Linked DNA regions of Homo sapiens: region 1 is linked to region 2. A link is a loop called in an ENCODE intact Hi-C map of the cell type or tissue named here. Cell type or tissue: mammary epithelial cell. All regions are shown on one strand. Links, peaks and the distances in the headings refer to the core of each region. The heading gives the core; the rest is flanking DNA.

Region 1 (8,336 bases), core at 49-8,048, 75 kb before region 2:
GCCACACACTTAACATTTTAAGGCCTCCCCATTACACATCTATTCCATTCACTCATCAGTCGTTTATTGGAGGCCTGTTAGAAGTCACATTCTATGTCAGACTTTGGGTTTTAAGGATTAGGATACCTTCCAGGGTATGCTGGAACTGGCTTGCAGCAGCTCACAAAAGCTTGTTGTGTGCATCTCTTCCTAATTCTGTGTTCAGTGACTTCACACTGATAGCTTGAAATTGGCGATGGTATTGGAGAGTATTTATACCATGGAAATAGGTAAGTGCTACAAATCAGGAGAGCCAGCTTAGCAGAACACCACAGATACAGTCCCTATCTTCACAAAGCCAGCAGTCTAGTGAGCAGGCAGAAAGGGAAATTACCAACCAGAGTGCCGGGTGAAAAGTATTAACAATTGCTCTAGAAGCCCAGAATGGGGGCCATCCATTCTACATCAGAGATTGGAAGGACAGTTACAAAAGAGGGTTCATTTGGGCACTGAAAGAAAAGATTTTGGTCAAGTAGGGAAAACAGAGGCAGAGGCAACAGCATGAGCAAATGTCTGGAGGTGTGAAAGTGTGTTGATGTGGTTGGGACCAGCTACTAATGCACTGTGACTAGAGCACAAGATGGGCTTGGCAGAGAGGGGATGTCAATTGCGAAGAGCTCCATCTGCCAGGCTTTAGGTTCCTCACACCAGTTCCAATATGCTCTGACACTGTGGTAGCCCAAGAAGATTTAGCTACCAAGAACTCTCTCAAAAATCAGAATTTTCAATAGGAGGGGAGTTAGAGTCTTCCAAATCCTGTGACCAGCACAAAGCTTTCAGTCATCTGATGAGAAGGAGACGAGGAATTATGTGTTTCCAACCATTTCATCTTCCAATTCATTTTTATAACTGAGAAGTTTTCATTGTGCATGGAAATAACAGAACAGAGAAGAAAGTGACAGTGGTGATAGCTGGTTATTGAAATCACCATAGAAACCCCTCATAAACACACACTCTCACATAGTTGCATACGCACACACACACACACACGATCACACAACACACACAAATCCTCCACAAGGTGTTTTTTCGGAACCACCTCTCTCTAAAAACCATAAGATAACACCAAGAACATATTTTAAAATGACCCAAGTACTGTGCAGCTAGAAGCACCCACCACACCAGCACCGAGTACACATGAAAGGAAGGGGATGGGGTGCATAAGTTACAAGTGAAGCACTGAGTTTTGTTTGACTTCTAGGACTCCGTATACTGTGAAGTTTGGCTTGTGCACTAGGCTGCCCAGCCTGTGGAGGGGCCAGCCAGCAGCAGTGCATTTTTATTTTCTCTCACCCTTCCAGAAACTGAGTTTCTGTAAACTAATTCACTGTATGATGCAGTTACTCATCAGTACCTCTGCACTACCTCTGTCATGGCCAAGTTCTTGTTGTTCCAGGGTTTTCTGTTGCCTAGAGGGGTGCAGGAAGTCAGCCAGGCAGTCAGGAAGGCACTTCTGTGTCTGACCTCTTCGACCCCTTCTATGATGAGTAAGGGCCCAAGACATTGTGGCCCAAGAAACCAAGTTTGGCGACAGTTTGGTTCCAGTTGGTACAGTCAGACAAGCTCTGAGGCCAAGCTGTGTATTACTGCCTGGCTACACCACACACCCACAGAGCTAGACAGGTTTCCTTAGGAACTGGCTGAGGCCTCGAGCCCTTCCCACGCACCAGCTGTCAGCTTCTGGGACTGGCAGGTTCCTAGAGATGCAGACAGGACATTGGGTGCTCTGAGGCCATGCAGACATGCATCAGACAACCAAGGGCCGGCAGCACCCCGAGCCAGCCATGACCTTTTCAGGCAGTTTACTCCCAGGAATGATACCTTTCCGGGGCACTGTACAAGGGCTGTGAGACTGGTTGAGACCAGAAGAGGAGGGAGCCTTATCTCCTGACTCCCTGGCCTCACTTTTTAACCTCATCACCTTGCCTCGGCTCTTCCTTCAGTTTGGTTGTGAGCTCACGTGAGTGGTCTGCACTTGGTGGAAAGGGAGACAGAGACCATGAAGACTCAGATGGGGAATACCCACCCTCCTACTTTCCCACGCTGCTGACCCACAGGACAGACCTGGGACCTACATCTGCTTCCCCTGAGGTAAAGCTGTGTGCCCCGAGACAGCCTGACTGTGCCCTCCCCATCTTCCCATCTTAGTGACACTCTATGCCCATTCCAGGTGCCTTCCCCCTCATGAAGTGTTAGAGCTGAAATGGAGCTTATCAGTTCTAGTCCAGTGATTTTCCAAGCCTTTTTAAATCTCAGAATCCTTGGTCAACAAACAAGCCTGAGAAGTACAGACCAGCTCTGGCTGAGGTAGGGGTGGGAGGCGCAGACCCAGCCCCTCCTCCAGCACATATGGGCACCCACTGGGAACTCCACAGGACAGCCTGAAAGTCACAAGTGTAGCACCGCCTCCTAGTCAAGCAGAAACTGTCTCACAGCGTCTCTATAATCACGGGGAGAAGGAGGATTCGTAGCCCATAAAACAGCCAGTTCCAACGCTGGGTGATTGTTTCGGTCAGAATGTTCTAGTTTTATCCCATGCTGGACAAGTTTAATATCCTAAATGTCTCCCACTTATTTGAATATAACCAGGCCCCATAGTTCCCCACCTGTCATGAGCTAAGAACACTCCCTTCCCTTGTTTGAGCATCTGATATGCACCAGATATTTTGAAAACATTATTTCATTTCATCTTCACGACAATCCTGTAAGTATTAGTGACCCATTTTGTGAATAGGGACATTGAGGCACAAAGAGTTTAAGCAGTGGGGCCACGGTCACACAGCCTGTACATGAGGAAGCCAACTTTAACCAGGCCCACATGATGCAACAGCAGGTGTCCCTTTCACTACGCCACCTGCCTTTCTGAAAAGGTAGGGCACAGAACATGATACAGCTGCAGGGGCCAGCCCTCCTCACCACCCCGTCTCCTGCCTCCTAGGACTTCATAGTTGCTGGTAAACAGCCAAGCCAGCAGAGCACGTCTTTCCAGAATCTTGGATCCTAGAGATGACAGATTGCTCTCCCCTTGCAACTGATAGGAACAACTGAGTCCCAGAGGTGCAGGGACTTGCCCACAGTCCCTAAGGTAGATGGAGCCAGAACCAACAGCTCCTCTCCTGACATGGCAAGCCTGGAGCTCTTCACCCAGCATCATGCTGCCTTCAGCTGGTCTCTGGGGAAGAATGGGACTTCCCTGGACAAGGTATCCATCCCCAGGGGACAGTGAGGTGTTGTGATCCCCTCCCCACTCACCATTCGATGAATGTACTTAGTATGTAAGCCATGCTCATCCTCGTCCAGCTGCGACTCAGCGCCTTCCACGTCCTGTTTGTATTTGGGGCTGATTGCTACGATTATCATCACGGTCTTCTGTTAATGAGAGGGAGAAAGGCATGTTTATGGAAGTGTACCAGCAGGACTGTGGGCATTCTCTGACACACGGGGTGGAGGGCCAGGCTCATTCTCCATAGAAAGAGAAGCACTGGCCCCCACTCAGGCAGACTCTTATCTCTGCTTCTCCCTTCTGTCTCCAGCCCAGCCCCACCTTGAACATGCAGAGCAAATGGCTCAGAGAGGGGCTCTCTCAAATAGATGTGCTTTTGCCTACCATTTTCCACAACCATCACTAATAAACCTCTAATGAAAGCCCGAATCACTGAGTGAGTCTGTGTCGTGGCAAAAAGGCACTGCAACACCAACAGTAAGAAGCACCCTCCCTCCCTCCAGCTGGTTCTGAGCTGCCAGTCACTGCACTCGACTGCCCTGTCTTCTGCGTGTACACATTAGCACAGTCAGTAGGAACAGACCCTTCAGCACAAAGCAAACATCAGGCTGCAGACAAAAGGAAAAGTGCAACACCCCAGCCTGCTGAGACTCCCGTCCCCCACTGGCTCCCTCCAAAAGAAGCAGCCGACACGGACACGCTGGCAGCAATCAATTTCGATCTTGTTAAAGCACAACGTGTCCCAGTGGCCGGTATAGATTCTGTCAGTGGAGAACAAATCACGGGGCTGCACGTGGGCACCTCGGGGGTGGTGTGCTGTGCAGCCTGCGAGGCTGCCTAGGAAACCTCTTCAGCCCAATTCTACAAAACACTTGGGGTGGCCTCAGATTAAATTGAATTCTGCTGCTCTCTCCCCACTCTCCGCCTTCATTTCCTTCTTTCCTATTCTCGTCAAAAGATTGTTTCCTCTGATTGTTATCAACCACCTGTGTCTGGTTTGACCGTTATTTCCTGCCTGTGCATGTCCAAGAGGGCGACTCCGTCCTTCCTTTCCAAGTCTTTGCACGGCTTCCAACAAGGGAGGCTTTGTTGGGGCTTTCTCAGCTTCAGACTTAGGTGGGTATGCCAGGGTTTCTTTAATAAAACAACTTCATAAGCTCATTGTCTTTCTCACCAGAAAACAAACTCTGGTTTTTGGAATGTACTTACATCCCTAAGGTAGCGCTCCATCCATTTAATGATATCAATGCCTCGGATTCTATCCTCAAATATGTCAATCTGCAAAAAAAAAGATGTGGGAGTTGGCCCTTAATGAGAGGTTCTCTCAAGATGCAGAGCAGAAGAAAACACAATACTATATACATTTAAAGCTCCAAAACTTAACTAATGCTTTTTGCAAGAAGGAGCACATAGGTCTAAAAAACAAAATATAATTTTCTGAAAATATTCCCTATTTCAACATTAGTAGGCATTTAAGTAGTTAATGTTATGTCCATAATTAGGATATTGTGATACACATCAAAATATATCTATGGCTACACAATAATCAGGTTTTTAAAAATCTGAGGGACACGGTATACCACTAAGTTGGATATAAGCCAGCAATATACATATATTATATATCTGTAATTTAGACATTTGAAAGGCAAACATAATTCTGGAACATTTTAATGGATGTGTGGCATACAAGTAACTGAGATACAATTGTGGTGCTTTACTTGCATTAGTGAGGTCATTATTATGGTATTATGTACAGTTTCAATCTATATGTTTCAAAAGGATTGTATGAAACTTGGAGCAGAGCCAAGGAACAGTCACAAAAACAATTACTGAAACGGTAGGGAAGAGGTTTATGATGAAAGTCAGAAGTAGAACTCTTAGGCCTTGAAAAGACTGATATTTACTATCAGCATTCAAGTTTTTGAAGGGATATTTTAAAAGGAGAAAGATCAGTTATTTTTTATTTTATAAGAAACCAAATAAGAAGGCCCTTCTTGGGCTCAGGCTTATACTGCAGAGTGTGTGTGTGTGTGTGTGTGTGTGTGTGTGTGTGTGTGTGTGTGTGTGTGTGTGTGTACGTGCACGTGTGTGTTTACGAGATGCTCTTGATGGGAAGAGGGATTATATACTGGAATGGGTGACTCAGGGAGAGTGTCCCTGGGGAGGGGTTACGTGATTCAGCTGCACTGCTCCCAGATTACTTGTCCTAAATGTCATTCCAGGCCAGGCACGATGGCTCATGCCTATAATCCCAGCACTTGGGAGGCCGTGGCAGGCAGATCACTTGAAAAGCCATCCATGATCCATCCATGATCCAGCCTCGCCATCCATGATCCAGCCTCGCCTCTCTTTTCCTCACATATCCTGTCTACTTTACTCCCCACATTGGAGTCCCCTGTACCCTAAAGGCACAGCACAAACCCCCCTGCTCTGTGAATCCTTCCCACATGCCAATCTCCTCCTCTTCCTCACTTCACCTAACTCTACCCCATTGTGACCACTAATGATACTGGACAATTAACACGTATGATAACATTCTTTTATTCAGGACATGTTTCATTTATGTCTGCTGTGTCTCTTCAACCTGATGCTAAGCCTCCTACGGAAAGAGACCATGCCCTGTGTATACCGAACTATCACATACATAGAGTACAGAGTTCAGAATATGTGTCTTTACATGAAAAATGGAATGGCTGTTATTTTGGTTTAGATGACTCCTGTTTTCAAATGTGTGATGGCCAACGACTACTCTTGAGAACGCTTTTGTAGCTTTCTGAGACTGTGTCACTAATCCATTGCTATTATATGGGAGAGAAGCAATATAGTGTCAGGGTTGAGAAGAAACGGACAGCTTGGGTTCTGTCTTGGCTTTGCCACTTCCCACCTGCATGACTTTGGAAATGTTACTAAAACTCTCTAAATCTTATCTTCACTTGTAATATGTAGTTAATAAACTGACTTCCTACGGTGGTTGTGAGAACTAAAATGAGTTAACATGGAAAAGGCCTATCATAATGCCAGGCAGGAAATAAGCACTCAGTAAATGGTGATAATTGGCCGGGCGTGGTGGCTCACGCCTGTAATCCCAGCACTTTGGGAGGCTGAGGGGGGCAGATCACTTGAGGTTAGGAGTGTGAGACCAGCCTGGCAAACATGGTGAAAACCCGTCTCTACTAAAAATACAAAAAAAAATTAGCTGAGCTTGGTGGCAGGTGCCTGTAATCCCAGTTACTCAGGAGGCTCAGGCAGGAAAATTGCTTGAGCCTGGGAGGCAGAGGTTGCAGTGAGCCGAGATCGTGCCACTGCACCCTAGCCTGGGCAACAGAGCAAGACCCCGTCTCAAAAAAAATTAAATAAATAAAAAATAGTGATTATTGTTATTATCCAAGCACTCTAAATTATTCCCAGCTACTGTAGTGGACATCCTGGGTGGTGCAATGAGCTGGATATCTTCCATTTGTTTCTCCAAGTCTCTCCCAAAGTCCATAGCTCCTGTTATGATCATTCCTCCACACAGCTACTATTATGGGCTGAATTGTGTTCCCAAAATTCCTATGTTGAAGCCCTATCTCCCTACCCTACCTCAGAATGTGACTGTATTTGGAGACAGGACCTTTAAAGAAGTAATTAGGATAAAAAGAGGTGATATGTATGGGCCCTAATCCAACAGAACTGGTGTCCATAGAAGACGAGATTAGAACACAGACGTGTCCACACAGAGGAGAGACCATGTGAGGACAGAAGGAGAAGACAGCCTCAGGATGAAATGAACCCTGCTGAAACCTTGATCTTGGACTTCCAGACTCCAGAACTGTGAGAAAATAAATTTCTACGCTTAAGCCACCCAATCGGTAGTACTTTATAGGAATCCTAGCAAACTAATATAGCCATCCTCTTCATCTTCCAGTAAGAATTCCTTCTTTGACTCTTTAGACCTAGGGGCAGTAACAACTCCCTGCTTTTGCTAGTGCCAGAATACTGCACTATCCCCAATAAAATTGGACTCTCTAAAACCTACCCAAAGCTTTGTAATAGGCCCCTTATTACACTCTCCTTAAATTACTCATTAAGTGTTTCATTCCACTAAGGGGATCTAGATGTGTCAATAATAACTTAGCTGTCCAGGACCGGGCTCTGTGATTTCTACCACAAGTCTTCATAGAGATGAGGGTCAGGGACAGATTTAAATTCTGCCTATGTGGCCCCTGGTTGTGAAGATAAACAAACAAAACCTAAGCTCTCCTCCAGGGGCAATCAGTATGTGTCTTTGGAAATGACAAAAAGTAAGATCTTTTCTGAAATGCTGGCCTTATGTCTTAGTATTTATTTATATTACAGACCTGGTCTTGTTATATTGCCCAGGCTGGCCTCCAACTCCTGGGCTCAAGTGATCCTCCCACCTCTGCCTCCCAAGTAGCTGGGACTACAGGCACGCACCACCACACCCAGTGTAATTTGATTTTATGTCACAGTTGCCACAGTGCTTTCTTTTTTTCTTTTTTTTGGAGACAGAGTCTTGCTCTGTTGCCCAGGCTGGATTGGAGTGCAGTGGTGTGATGCCGGCTTACTACAACTTCCACCTCCCAGGTTCAAGCAATTCTTGTGCCTCAGCCTCCCAAGTAGCTGGGACTACAGGCGCACACCACCATGCCAACTTTTTTTTCTTTTTTTTTTTTTTTGAGACAGAGCCTTGCTCTGTCACCCAGGCTGGAGTGCAGTGGCGAGATCTCGGCTCACTGCAACCTTCACCTCCAGGGTTCAAGCAATTCTCCTGCCTCAGCCTCCCAAGTAGCTGGGACTACAGAAATGTGCCACCACACTCGGCTAATTTTTTTGTATTTTTTGTAGAGATAGGGTTTCACTATGTTGTCCAGGCTGGTCTTGAACTCCTGACCTCAGGTGATCTGCCCGCCTCAGCCTTACAGAGTGCTGGTATTACAGGTGTGAGCCACTGCGCCTGGCCATAGTTTGTATTTTAGTCGTGATGGGGTTTCCCCATGTTGCCTAGGCTCGTCCCGAACTCCTGAGCTCAGGCAATTTGTCTGCCTTGGCCTCCCAAAGTGCTAGGATTACA
Region 2 (8,336 bases), core at 23-8,022:
AGGTAGAGACACAAAAAACCCTTCAAAAAAATCAATGAACCCAGGAGCTGGTTTTTTGAAAAGATCAACAAAATTGATAGACTACCGGCAAGACTAATAAAGAAGAAAAGAGAGAAGAATCAAATAGATGCAATAAAAAATGATAAAGGAGATATCACCACCGATCCCACAGAAATACAAACTACCATCAGAGAATACTATAAACACCTCTACGCAAATAAACTAGAAAATCTAGAAGAAATGGATAAATTCCTGGACACATACACCCTCCCAAGACTAAACCAGGAAGAAGTTGAATCCCTGAATAGACCAATAACAGGCTCTGAAATTGAGGCAATAATTAATAGCCTACCAACCAAAAAAAGTCCAGGACCAGATGGATTCACAACCAAATTCTACCAGAGGTACAAAGAGGAGCTGGTACCATTCCTTCTGAAACTATTCCAATCAATAGAAAAAGAGGGAATTCTCCCTAACTCATTTTATGAGGCCAGCACCATCCTGATACCAAAGCCTGGCAGAGACACAACAAAAAAAATGATTAACATACATTCTTATTTTTGAAAAGGTCCAATTTACCATGTTTTACTTTTACGGTGAAATATTTTAAAGAAATCTCTGCCTACTCCAAGGACATGAAGATATTCCACTGTTTTTCACTAGAGGCCTATTGTTTTACCTTTTGCATTTAAGAATATGACTTAAGCTCAAATTAATTTTTGTGTATGTTGTAAAATAAGTGTGAAAAATTTTTTTTCAACATGGTATGTAAATGACTTGACACCATATATTGAAAAGACTGTTTTCCTGTTGGATTGCAGTGGTCCCTTTGTTGCAAATCAAACGACTATATATATATGTGGGTCTATTTCTGGAGTCTTTATTCTGTTCCATTGGTCTATGTGTTTATCCTTGTCTCAATAGTACTTTTTTTTTTTTTAAATGGAGTCTCGCTCTGTTGCCCAGGCTGAAGTGCAGTGGCACAATCTCAACTCACTGCAACCTTGGCCTCCTGGGTTCAAGCAATTCTCTCTGCCTCAGCCTCCCTAGTAGCTGGGATTACAGGCATGCGTCACCACACCGGGCTAATTTTTTGTATTTTTAGTAGAAACAGGGTTTCACCATGTTAGCCAGGCTGGTCTCGAACTCCTGACCTCAGGTGATCCGCCTGCCTAGACCTCTCAAAGTGCTGGGATTACAAGGCATGAGCCACCGCATCTGGCCAATAGTACTTTGTCTTACAGTTTTATCGTGAATCTTCAAATCTGGTAGTATAAGTCCTCCAAATTTGCTATTCTTCAAAATGGTTTTGGCTAAGTTTTTTTAATTTCCTTATAAAAATGTAAGAATCTCGTCAATTTTTACAAAAACTTCTGCTAAGATTTTGACTCTTTAGGTCAATTTAGAGAGGGCTGACATCTTAATAGTAGAAAGTATTACAATCCATGAAGATGGAATATCTCTTCTCAATTACATAGTTTGATAACAATAATTTGGGTAAAACTTTAGTTATTTTCAAATGGTTAAGATAGAATTCCATATGATCCAGTAGTTCTACTCCAAACACCAAAGAGAATTGAAGACATATGTCTACACTGAAACTTGTACATGAATATTCATAGCAGCATTATTCATAATAGACAAAATGTGGAAATAAATGTCCATCAACTGATGAATGGATAAATACAATATGGCATATCCATACAATGGAATATTATTAAGCAATAAAAAAGAAGTACTGATACAACATGGATAAACTTTGAAAAACACTATGCTAAGTGAAAGAAGCCAGTCACAAGTGACTACATATTGTATGATTTCATTTAAATAAAATGTCCAGAATAGGCAAATCCATAGAAACAAAATAGAGTAGTGGTTGCCTAGGACTAGGGAGAGGGGAGGAGATTGGGGCAGTAATGATAAGGGGTGTGGGGCTTCTTTTAGGGTAATGAAAATGTTTTAAAATTGATTGTGGTGATGGTTGTGCAACTCTGTGAATATACCAAAAGCCATTAAATTGTACAATTTAAGGCCAGGCACGGTGGCTCATGCCTGTAATCCCAGCACTTTGGGAGGTCGAGGTGGGTGGATCATGAGGTCAGGAGATCGAGACCATCCTGGCTAACACAGTGAAACCCTGTCTCTACTAAAAATACAAAAAATTAGCTAGGTGTGGTGGCAGGTGCCTGTAGTCCCAGCTACTCGGGAGGCTGAGGCAGGAGAATGGTGTGAACCCAGCAGGTGGAGGTTGCAGTGAGGCGAGATCGTGCCACCGCACTCCAGCCTGGGTGACAGATCGAGACTCCGTCTCAAAAAAAAATAAAATAAAATAAATTGTACAATTTAAATAAGTGAATTGTACTTGAATTCTATCTCAATAAAGCTGTTTAAAATAGTTTTAAAGTAATGTTGTCTGTAATCTATTTTTATGGAATGAATCGTGTATCTTCCCCCTGCCCCACACAAATTCATATACTGAAGCTCTAACCTCCAATACCTCAGAATGTGATTGTTATTTGGAGATAAGGCCTTTAAAGAGGTACTGTCATTAAGTTAAAACGAGGCCTTTAGGGTGAGCCTTAATCCAATCTGATAGTGTCTGCTGTTATAAGAAGAGGAGATTAGGATAGACAGACAGTGGGGATGTGTGTGATCAGAGGAAAGGCCACCTGAGGGAGGACACAGGGAGAAGGTGGCCATATTTAAGCCAGGAGGACAGGCCTTAGAAGAAACCAGACCTGCTGACACCTTGATCTTGGACTTGTAGCCTCCAGAACTGTGAGAAATTTCTGTTGTTTAAGCCACCCAGTCTGTGGTACTTTGTTATGGCAGTCCTAGCAAACTAATACATTTGTGTTGATTTTTATATTCTTCAGTGCCACATTTAGTCTAAAACTCTAAAAGCATAGCAACTTCCCACGTCTACAGAGAAGTCAGACCAGGCTGTTTTCAGCACGTGAAGAGCTGTCTTTTTTTTTTTTTTTTTTTTTTTTTTTGAGATGGAGTTTTGCTCTTGTTGCCCAGGCTGGAGTGCAATGGTGTGATTTCGGCTCACCGCAACCTCCACCTCCCAGGTTCAAGTGATTCTCCTGTCTCAGCCTCCCAAGTAGCTGGGATTACAGGTGCACGCCACCACACCTGGCTAATTTTTGTATTTTTAGTAGAGGCGGGGTTTCATCATATTGGTCAGGCTGGTCTCAAACTCCTGATGTCAGGTGATCTGCCTGCCTCGGCCTCCCAAAGTGCTGGGATTACAGACGTGAGCCACCGTACCCGGCCTAGTCATCTTTTTTGAAAACATTTTGATGGTAAGCAGCACTTTGGAATTCCTGAGGTTGTTTTTCTTTTTCTTTAAAAAATTCTAGACAAATGAGATTTTCTAAATTTGGTGGGGGTGGGGGTGATGTTAAGGATAATTACTGAAAAAATCAAAAATTTAAATAGTATTGTCAATAATTCTCAAGATAAAAATTCTCAAGCTAAATCTCATAAAGTAATTATAAAAAATCTTTGATTCTGTTTAATTAAAAAACATGTTTCTATGTATATTAATGCTTTATAGTTCAATAAAAAGTTCAAAAATAAAATGAAAATAGATAAAAATTACTGGAAGACACCATGAATCTAATTTTAGGTTGTACTTTTAAAAATTTAAATCTTTTAAGGAACTATGGTAATTGCTGTATTTTTTTTCTTTTGGAATAAAACAGTGAGAAATAAGTGAATCTCTTTAAATTCCAATTATGAATGAACACAAAGGAAGGTGTGAATGGCATATTAACAAGAGCATGTGAGGGAGTCATGACTTGGTTTTCTAACTTAGGGTAATGTGTGTTTCACAGGAAAACTGAAGAGCTGTGCTGCTGCAAAGCAGTTTTGAAATCTACTTAATAAACTCCATATTATAAATAGACATTTGATTTCTGGCGTGGCGCAGTGACCCACGCCTGTAATCCCAGCACTTTGGGAAGCTGTGGGCGAGTGGATTACTTGAGGTCAGGAGTTTGAGACCAGCCTGGCCAACATGGTGAAACCCCATCTCTACTAAAAATACAAAAATTAGCCGGGCATGGCCGGGCACGGTGGCTCACGCCTGTAATCCCAGCACTTTGGGAGGCCGAGGCGGGCGGATCACGAGGTCAGGAGATCAAGACCATCCTAGCTAACACAGTGAAACCCCGTCTCTACTGAAAATAGAAAAAAATAGCCAGGCGTGGTGGCGGGCGCCTGTAGTCCCAGCTACTCGGGAGGCTGAGGCAGGAGAATGGCGTGAACGTGGGAGGCGGAGCTTGCAGTGAGCCGAGATCGCGCCACTGCACTCCAGCCTGGGCGACAGAGCAAGAATCCGTTTCAAAAAAAAAAAAAAATTAGCCGGGCATGGTGGTGCGTGCCTGTAATCCCAGCTACTCAGGAGGCTGAGGCAGGAGAATCACTTGTACTTGGGAGGTGGAGGCTGCAGTGAGCCGAGATCACACCGCCGCACTCCAGCTTGGGTGACAGAGTGGGAAGCTGTGCCAAAAAAAAAAAAAAAAAAGAAAAGACATTTGACTTCTATTGGTTTCCTCTAAACCAAATATGAAAGTTGACTCCTAAAATTCATTTTTGGTGAGGATCATCTCAACACAACAATGAGGAAGAGTAACTCTGTATTTGGTAATTTCCCCAGTGTCACAGAAGCAGGGGTTCAAACCAACTCTTCTTTCTGGCACCAAAGCCTGTGCCCTTCACCACTACGGTAGATGAGATTGAAAGACTTGGTCGTGACTCTTCACTCCCCTTTGTCATAACATTGCAGAGCCCACCCTTCAAGTACAGGGAATATGTCCTGACCTATTGATGTGTGCTTGGCCACATTATTAGAATGGCCAATGGAATTTGAGACATCGCGATGCACTCTGAGGTCTTGAAAGTTTGAAAGGCTTAACTTAGCTCTGAGGGCTTCTGTGATAGCCATAAGACACGAATTTCCCAGGAAGCCACTGCCCCCTTCAGCCTGGGCCCAGAATAAACACTGTGAAACAGACCTGAACTTGACCTGAAGCCTGCAGCCAAGTTCTGCCGTGGGCAAATTGGAACTCTGAGCCTGGAGTCCAGTCAAGTACAGCAGGGTCCTGGTCTACCTGCAGACCCATGAGAAAAAAAAAAAAAAATCCAACTTGTCATTTTAAGCCGTTAAGTTTTGGAATAATTTCTGTAAGCCTAGCATTATTGTAGCAATAGTCAAATGATAAACCACTACTTGACATATTCAAAATATGGTCCTTGGACACTGGTATCAAAATCATCTGGAACTTATTAAAAATGAAGATTATAGGAAGATGATTACTCACTTACACTAAGGAGTTTAATGGAACAAGTCAGCAGGAGATACTAAATTTAATAATATATTAAAATTAATATGGAAGCAATTCCACTTCTAGATATTTCTCCAAGGGAAAGCCTTACAGATGTCCATAAAAAGGGCAAGGATGTAACGTTGTTTGTAACACTGAAAATCTGGAAATAACCTAAATATCCATCAACAGAAGAATGGTTAAATGATGCCATTTCCACCTTATGGCATACTAATAAATATTATTTGTTAAAAAGAAGCGAGAAAAATTCTCTGAGTCATACTGTTTGATGAAAAGTCAAGATGCAGAACAATATGTGCAGTAAGATTTCATTTATGTAAAGGAAAGGCATGTCTATGTAAATGTATTTAAAAAAAGATACAAACCAAGATACAAACCAAGTTGATAAGTGATTACCTTTGGTAAGGTATGATGTTGAGAAGTGTGTGTGGGGGGTCACTGCTTTATCTGTAGTGTTTATTGTTTTTACACTGACTAGGTTGTACACATATATTACTGTGCCATTAAGAAGAAAAATATTATGTATTTAATGTAGCTGAACTGGTGGCTCATGTCTGTAATCCCAGCACTTTGGGAGGCCAAGGTGGGAAGATTGCTTGATGAACCTGGGCTACATAGTGAGACCCTGTCTCTACAAAAAATTCAAAAATTAAAATTAGCCGGGCATGGTTGTGTGCACCTGTAGTCTTGGCTACTCGGGAGGCTGAGGTGGGAGGATCACTTGAGCCCAGGTGATTGAGGCTGCAGTGAGCTGTGATTGCACCACTGCACTCCAACTGAGGTGACAGAGCGAGACCCTGTCTCTAAAAAATTTTTAAAAAAAATTTAAATCTGGATTTTTAGGTTTCACCCCAAATCAGAAGAGTCTAGGAATCTGCATTTAACTAAATTTTCAGCCCCTGCCCTCTCAGTTGCTTGAGTCAGCAGCAAGCTCAGGAGGAAGCAGCCAGCCAGGGGAAGAGCTGGAAATGTGATGTGGCCTGGGCAAAAGGCACACTGCAGGATTTCCCCTGTGTGGGGGAGGCAGTGGAGAATTCTGCCTGAGGGTTTTCGGTTTTAAGAAAACCAAACGAGGCCAGGCACGGTGGCTCACGCCTGTAATCCCAGCACTTTGGGAGGCTGGGGCAGGCAGATCATGAGGTCAGGGGATGGAGGCCATCCTGGCTAACATGGTGAAACCCCGTCACTACTAAAAATACAAAAAGTTAGCTGGGCATGGTGGCAGATGTCTGTAGTCCCAGCTACTTGGGAGGCTGAGGCAGGAGAATCGCTTGAATCCAGGAGGCGGAGGTTGCAGTAAGCTGAGATCGCACCACTGCACTTCAGGCTGGGTGACAGAGCAAGACTCCATTCAGCGGCTGGAGAAAGTCCCTGTTAATGGCTAGGTTGCCCTCTACAGGGCATCGCCATCCCACCCTGGTCCCATCCCACCCCTGGGGGAGTTTATCTGAATCTTGGAAGGGTAAGACGAGGTACTTGAGATAGTTGCATTTATCAAAAGAGGGCATGAGAATCAAGGTGGGGCATCCTAAAGTGTGGCCAGCCCAGGGAGAGGGCACTGGACACCATTCCACGTGGAGACATTCTGACAAGGATGAGGTAGGGGACAGGAATAAAGCTAGTGGGAGTTTTCAGTATATTTTCTGAACAGCTTCATCTACAAAACCAGGGGCTTGCCCTGAAAAACAGTCCCTCATACCCTGTAAGTCTGTGATCTTCTGGGACTCTCTGCTGGAGGTCAGGCTCATCAAACCCAACAGGGTGGCACCTCCTTGAAGTGCTGGTGTGAAGGCCCAGGCCCTGCAGCCTCAAATCAAGTAGGGGAAGAGCTGAGAGCTGGGCAGACTCACCTGGTGTGACAGGAGTCAGGTCCCCAGATCCCCAGTCCAGTTTCATGGCTGTTCCCAGCTCACAAGTCCCTGTTGTATCAGCGACTTGCTTTCTCAGCAGTTGAGTCATGCCAAGTCCGCCTGACCTGCCTGGTTGGCTTCTCCAACAGCTGAAGGCCCCATGCTGAGGCTGCCCTGCTGCCCTGCCTGGAGAGGAGGATCTGCACCCGTGCCCTGGAGTGTCTGCTCACCAGCCCCCTTCTGTGTCCCTCCTTGCCAGCAGGGGCAGACTGTGAGATGGTTGACAGGGATGCCCAGAACAGAGTTGAGGGCAGGAGCCTTCCATGGCTGGGCCACTGGGGCTGTGGCAAGAGGGACTCAAAAGGAACCCTAAGTATGCCATGCAATTGTTCTGCTGCCAGAAGTTTCCAGCAGGAGGCAAATGAGAGGAGAAAAGGGCATACGGGACTGAATGCTCTATTCCCCCAAATTCATAGTTGGAATCCTAACACCCCGTGTGACGGTATTAGGAGGTGGGGCCTTTGGGAGGTGATTAGGTCATGAGAGCAGAGCCCTTGCGAATGGGAGCAGTGCCCCTATAAAAGAGACCCCAGAGAGCTCCCTCTTCCCTTCTACCAGGTGAGGACACAGAAAGAAGGCACCATCTCTGAACCAGGAAGCAGGCCCACACCAGACACCAAACCTGCTGGTGCCTTGATCTTGGACCGCCCAGCCTCCAGAGCTGTAAGAAATAAATTTCTAGCTGGGTATGATGGCTCACACCTATAATCCCAGCTAATTGTGAGGCTGAGGCAGGGGGATCACTTTAGGTCGGACCTTGAGACGAGCCTGGGCAACAGAGTGAGACCCCAACTCTCAAAAGGCAAAAACAGGCCAGGCATGGTGGCTCACACCTGTAATCCCAGCACTTTGGGAGGCCGAGGTGGGTGGATCATCTGAGGTTAGGAGTTCAAGACCAGCCTGGCCAATATGGTGAAACCCCATCTCTACTAAAAATACAAAAAATTAGCTGGATGTGGTGGCACATACCTGTAATCCCGGCTACTTGGGAGGCTGAGGCAGGAGAATTGCTTGAACCTGGGAGACGGAGGTTGCAGTGAGCCAAGATTGCTCCACTGCACTCTAGCCTGGG

The links. Peaks named below come from ENCODE experiments on the same cell type or tissue, not always from the same donor. Only the 100,000 strongest peaks of a DNase experiment are listed, where the experiment ranks them.
Region 1: it touches region 2 in a loop (6-fold over the local background); 3 of 110 quality-filtered maps call a loop at or near these places.

The regions. Positions count from the first base shown.
Region 1 is chr6:111,563,153-111,571,488 of GRCh38, forward strand. It overlaps TRAF3IP2 (TRAF3 interacting protein 2), which reads right to left. Exons shown (of 9, transcript NM_147686.4): 6 at 4,472-4,540; 7 at 3,292-3,408. It also overlaps TRAF3IP2-AS1. Among named protein-coding and RNA genes, the nearest start is that of TRAF3IP2, 39 kb to the right of the region's middle. RefSeq lists enhancers at 1,247-1,919, 2,084-3,283, 3,163-3,212. In mammary epithelial cell, for the core only: a CTCF peak has its summit at 2,900; DNase peaks (open chromatin) are centred at 1,469, 4,309, 5,069 and 5,419; H3K27ac peaks cover 5,789 bases.
Region 2 is chr6:111,637,766-111,646,101 of GRCh38, forward strand. LOC105377944 (a long non-coding RNA gene) reads right to left here. Exons shown (of 3, transcript XR_942874.3): 3 at 4,571-5,120. Among named protein-coding and RNA genes, the nearest start is that of TRAF3IP2, 36 kb to the left of the region's middle. RefSeq lists a silencer at 4,821-5,115. In mammary epithelial cell, for the core only: a CTCF peak has its summit at 4,986 (motif pointing left); a DNase peak (open chromatin) is centred at 4,956.